2 separate regions of the Homo sapiens genome follow, and region 1 is linked to region 2. Evidence: chromatin contacts called from ENCODE Hi-C data. All regions are on one chromosome and are shown on one strand. Each heading gives the region's core, a stretch centred on a gene start or an enhancer-like site at or near the end of the contact. The rest is flanking DNA. Distances are from core to core; before and after follow the strand shown.

Region 1 (3,131 bases), core at 57-2,556, 170 kb after region 2:
GGCTACACCACTGAACACTAGGGCATGAGCCATTTCTGTGGACACTCCCTAAGCCTACTGACACAAACCTGGAAGTAACGAAGGTTTCTGTTTAAAAAGAAACGAAAAGATTATCGTCATGGCAAAAAAAGAATGAACTGCAATAGTGATCTCAGAGTCGAGGAAGCTGGAAAATGAACGGATTCTTGAAAATTTTATTTAGCTGTATGTACACTGTAACTTGGCCTCATTTGCTTATTTACATGGATTCGTGATGGGAGCGGTGTTGAAAACATTTAGGAGGGTTACCTTGCTTCTTGTATCAGCGTATTCACTTTCTCTGTTGCTGTATGGCATACAGTGAAGTTCTGGAAAATTCCACCATCCAGTCACAGGAGAATGAGACAGAAAAAGGTAAAGATCAGTGCAGTAATAATATCACCATATAGATAGCCTAGAAACATAACTAACAAAAATGACCGTTTACGAAACTGAGGAAATGAAACACGATCACGGAAACACCCACTATTTTTCCTTGGAGCAAACTGCACTACAGATATATTGGAGCTGACAATGTTTAGTACTGAGGGGAAAATGCTTGAAACATTGCAGGATGCCACACGCCACATGCCCCCCAAGTCGGAAGGGCACCACCCACCCCAGCCTCCGGTGGTGTCCCCCTTGGCGAGCCACTGGTCTTTCAGGCCACATTCAGTGGCTCTGAAAAGACCCTTTGGGTTCCCGTGGTGCTCGGGTGCTCCTGAGGGAGCGCACTTGCTCCTGGTGTACCTGAGGACAGCCTTCGTGCCTTCGGACTCGGCGAGCTTGCCCATCTGCCCCGGCAGCAGCAGGCGCACAGCCATCCGGGTCTCCCAGGCAGTGATGGTCTGGCGCTTGGTGGAGCGGGCCAGGTGACCAGCCTCGGTGGCGATGCGGTCCAATATGTCATGAACCAAAGAATCCATGACACTCACGGCCTCCCGGGAAAGGCTGAGGCCCTGGTGAACCTGCTTCAGCACCCGGCGGAAATAGGTGGCGAAGCTGTCCCCGCGGCAGTTGGAGTGGCACCTGCGGGGCCCATGGCGCCCTCGCTTCCTCTGCTTGCTCTGCTTCTGGGACGTAGTGGAGTTGGCCTCTTTGGGCTCCTGGGTGATCAGCTGTTCCTCAGAGGTCGTCTCAGAGGAAGGTCCAGCCATGGCGGAGGCAGTGGCCATTAGATGGCACGACCAGACAATGGCGGTTGTGGACCGGGGAAGCCGGGGCACTTCGGTACGCAGCATGGCTCCACGTCTCGGGCCAGCTTCACGTCTGATTGGATGAAGTGTCACGCAGGGAGCCTCTCAGCAAACCTACCTGCGTTGAAGGTGACTGGATGGTCCCGTTGCGTGGCATCTCGTCAACCAATCACAGTGGGCGTCTGCGGGCCTAAGCGCCCCTTGTGGCCCAGCTCGGAGAAAGTTACACAGATAGATGCCTCACGGGGCAAAAGCGCATCCGCCCTTCTCAGCTGATCCATGCCACACTGTGAGCACTTTGAAGGGTGTCACTGAAAACTCCCAAAGTTTAGCAATTTCAGCTCATGATCCCTGAGGAGAGACAGACCTCCTGAGCCCAAGTCCATTATGCCGGAAGAATGACTGTGGCCACGTGTGGAACAATTGTCACCCATCTCAGAAGCTACTGTTATCCTGGGCTAAGCCACCCTGGCTTGAGCAGGAACTCCCTGACATGGCCGCCTGGGCATCAAAGGACCTAGCGGTCTGGCTCCGGGCTTCAGTACTGATCAACATCTTCCGTGAATCAGGAGAATGAGAAATGGCCATACCCCAGCCTCCAAGCAGACAATAGAAACAGAAAGGCACTTTTATTAAAAACATATGACAACACTCGACATCGACCAGGTTTAAAAAAATAATTAAAAAAAAAAAAAGGAAAGCAAAACAACAACCACAAATCACAACTCAAAAGCTGGAAATGGCTAATAAGTTTAAGAGATATTGGGTTAAAAAATATCGCCTTAAATCTCCTAGGAAGCCCCTGAGGGAGAGAAAGGGATTCCAGAAATGGAAATTATGTTCAAGTTAGAAAGAGAGCTTTCAAGAGTCTCTGATAATATACGCAAAGGCATTCCTTAAATGCATTTAAGTAACATTAAGTTGCAGGAATTGAACAAGAAAGATTCTTAAGAAATGCTGAAGAAATAAAGGTCATCGATGAACTGTCATTTCAAAGGTCAGGCTTTCAAGTGTATTTCCTGTCATGTCTTTAGCAAACAACTTATTCTACTCCTAATAAATTGGTTCACGATTAAGAAGGACAAAAAGGCTCATTTTTGTTGTTAGATAAGATCGTATATGGTAAGCTCTGTGACTGAACTCTAGTACACCATTTCTGAACAGTCCCCTTTACAAATGATGATCTTATAAATCTACTTAAACGTTTAGCAAGACAATCCTTCTCGTAGTTTGGTACAAGGCACAAGAGACCTGTCCACAACAATCTCTGTATTCATATCAGTAAGTCAGCATGATATTTTTCTTAAAAAAAAAAAAGCAAACAAAAAACAGGGAAAGAGCCACATCGTTTTTCTTCACAATCTGCAAGGTTAAACCTCCCAGGGAGGCTCTCACTGGTTCATTTCCGGGTCACCTCCCCACACTTTCAGCCATGGCTTGTGGTGCCTCAAGGGCTGGAAAGCCTTTATTGCCTGAGCCAGTGGTGACTATGGCATGAGCTGCTCTCACAGGATGTTCCCATCATCTACGTGATGCAAAATTGTAATATATAGTCCTTATTTTGTTTCTCTAATTCTTTTTTTTTCTTTTTTTTGAGACAACAATCTGTCACCCAGGCTGGAGTGCATTGGTGCGATCTCAGCTCACTGCCACCTCCACCTGCTGGGTTCAAGAGGTTCTCCTGCCTCAGGCTCCCCAGTAGCTAAGACTACAGGGATGCGCCACCACACCCGGCTAATTTTTGTACTTTTAGTGGAGACGGGGTTTTATCATGTTGGCCACGCTGGCCTTGAACTCCTGGCCTAAAGTGATCCATCCACCTCAGCCTCCCAAAGTGCTGGGATTACAGGCATCAGCCACTGCGCCCTGCCTGTTTCCTTAATTTTTAATATAGTCATAATCTTTATTGCATCAGGG
Region 2 (2,929 bases), core at 5-2,504:
CTTAATCATCCAATTTACCCTCATTTATGTTCAAGTTGAAGCACTTCGACTTTCAGTCTGTGTTAAATTATTCTGAGGCTGATTTTCATAAGGGTTCTTTTTAGCATGGCATTTGGTTTCTTGAAATCTGAGGACCTCTCAGCTGCAGTTAACCCAGTGTATACTCAAGAATCTCTTCTTGGAGAATGTAAACATTCCATTATCCAGTCACCTTTGATAAAAGACCACTTTCACCAAAAAAGAGCCTCATAACTCACATTTTATAGATGATGAAATGGGCACTCAGAGAAGCTAACTGATTCACCCAAGGTCATATAGCTGTACTGTGGCAGGGCCAAAGCACAAACCTGTTCATCTATCTTGTGTTGACTGAGCATCTGCTTCCCCTGGGAAATACACTCACTGATGGGGATACAAAGGTGAAGAAGACTTGGTCCCTACCCCAAAAGAAGCCCAGGTCTTCAGATTGCAGAATAAGTCAGACAGCCTGAAGATGCTGGGCCACCACTAATGTCACTTCAACTTCATCAGAGCAAGTAGCTTCTAATTTTGACTCCCATATTTATTAAAACAGTCCTTGGGACTGTTTCAGAAGAAAGAGATGTTGGAAACTGTTATCCTAGAGACTTGCTTTGCTTGGTCTCATGACCCTTACATTGTTTAAATTGTCAGTTAAAAATTGGGAAAGCTCATTTTTTGAAAATGTAGACTTCTGAATTATCTTGAAAAAAGAAAACAAAAACAAAAACAAAACACCTCAAGATCTCTTCTTACTGGACCAGTGTTCCCTTGCTGTGATAATCCTTTGGAGGTAAGGCGCTATTGCCTACTTTATTTGGGCTGGTGCTAGCCAATTCAACATAGTTCCTAACCAGCACCTTTTACTCACTCCTACTGCTTACCCTATTCCCAAAGTGTTTAAGTTTGCTAAGCCTGGCCACTAACTTCTGGGGCGACAGTTATTGTCTGAACCATGCTTGACGGCAGGTGGCAGCAGTAAGCTGTTTTATTACCATTTCTCCTCCAAGTTGGAAGGATGTACTGCAGCCGCAATCAGCTTCAGGGATTTTTTCTTTCATTCCTCTGAAAACAAAACAAAACGAAAAACCCAAGGTCATCAGGTTTTAGTTGAGTAATATTTTGACAATGTAAGTTATGAAAAAGAGATTTAGTGTTAGTAATGAGAAAAAGCCAATTGTGTGCAATAGGAATCTACCAGGAAAAAAAGCTGGCTGGCTACCAGGAAGAAAAGTCCTGAACCTGAGAGATAGGGCAAGCTGGCTTGCAGCCACTAGTTGGGGAATCTTTTTTTCACACCACATAATAAAAATTAACTCAGATGAGTCATAGACCTAAATGTAAGAGCTGAAACTTTAAAACCCTTAGAAAAAAAAAACCCATAGGAGTAAATGTTTGTGATCTTGGATTAAGAAATAGTTTTTTAGACATAACACAAAAAAGCACAAGCAACAAAAGAAAAAACAGAAAAATGAGACATCAAAATATAAGGCTTTTGTGTTTCAAGGTACATCATCAAGAAAAGAGACAGTCTCCAGAATAGGAGAAAATGTTTGTGAATCATTGATCTCATAAAGGACTTGTATACAAAATATATAAATAATTCTTGTAACTGAACAATAAAAAGAAGACTGACCCAATTAAAAATTGTTAAAAGATCTGAATAGACATTTCTCCAAAGTATACAAAAGCTAATAAGCATATAAAAAGATGTTCAACATCATTAGTCAACAGAGAAATGTAAATCAAACAATAATGAGATACCACCTCACTCCTCATGGTTAAGGATGGCTATTTAGGATGGCTAAGATACAGACAATAACAAGTGCTGACACCGATGTGAAGAAATGAGAACCTTCATAACTGCTGATGGAATTGTAAATGGAGCAACTGTTTTGGAAAACAGTTTGGCAATTTCTCAAAATGTGACCCAGCAATTCCGTTCCTTGTTACACAGCCAAGAGAAATGAAAACCTGTACACACAAAAGAGTTGTACATGGAGATAAATAGCGGCAATACCCAAAAGATGAAAACAACATGTCTATCAATTGGTGAATGGATAAACAAAATGTGGTAAGCAGTGCCCCCTTATCTGTGGTCTTGCTTTCTGTGGCTGCAGTTATCTGTGATAAACTTCAGTCTGAAAATATTAAATGGAAAATTCTAGAAATAAGCAATTCATATGCTTTAAATTGCATACCATTCTGAGTGTGATGAAATCTGGCATCATCCCACTCTGTCCTGCCTGGGACATGAATGATTCCTTTGTCTAGCATCTCCACACTATATGTTACCTGCCTGCTAGTCACTTAGTCATCTCAGGCATCACAGTGCTTATGTTCAAGTCATCCTTATTTTACTTAATAAAGGCTCCAAAATGCAAGAGTAGTGATGCTGATTCAGATATGCTAAAGAGAAGCCATCAAGTGCCTCTTTTCACTTAAAAGGTAAAAGTTCTTGACTTAATACAGAAAGAAAAAAAATTGTATGCTGAGATTGCTAAGATCTACGGTAGGAATGAATCTTCTATCTGTGAAATTGTGAAGAAGGAAAAATAAATTTGTGCTAGTTTTCCTGTCACACCTCAAACTGCAAAAGTTATGGCCACAGTGCCTGTTAAGTGCTTAGCTAAGGTGGAAAAGTCATTAAATTTGTAGGTGGAAGACATCAATAGAAACATGTTCTGACTGATGGCAGTTGAGTTCAGTACTGTTGAGGTTTCAGGCATCCACTGGGAGGCTTGGAACATATCCCCTCCAGATAAGTGAAGTCTATCTACTGTGTATCCATACAACAGAATATTATTCAGCCAGAAGAAGAATGAAATACTGATACATGCTACAACATGGATCAACTTTGAAAACACTAAGCTAAGTAAAAGAAGCCAGTCACGAAATAATTCTATTTATG

What was found. Hi-C counts contacts between places; a loop is a spot of excess contacts on that map. Pooled maps may share reads with other maps.
Region 1: a loop to region 2 is called in a map of A673, with 4 times the contacts of the local background. The contact joins the promoter of H2BW1 here to the enhancer-like site in region 2. A Hi-C loop is called at or near these places in 2 of 168 maps with a recorded cell type or tissue (A673 and GM12878), 1 of 37 single-sample maps with no recorded cell type and 3 of 50 pooled maps.

Annotation. Positions count from the first base shown.
Region 1 is chrX:104,012,402-104,015,532 of GRCh38, forward strand. H2BW1 (H2B.W histone 1) reads right to left here and starts at 1,307. Exons shown (of 3, transcript NM_001002916.5): 1 at 769-1,307; 2 at 289-347. The coding sequence starts at 1,175. The coding sequence ends at 311.
Region 2 is chrX:103,844,282-103,847,210 of GRCh38, forward strand. No RefSeq gene overlaps it. Among named protein-coding and RNA genes, the nearest start is that of RAB9B, 13 kb to the left of the region's middle. Within about 2 kb of position 1,255, at least 4 of the 41 ENCODE cell types and tissues checked have a DNase peak (open chromatin) inside an H3K27ac peak, as active enhancers do.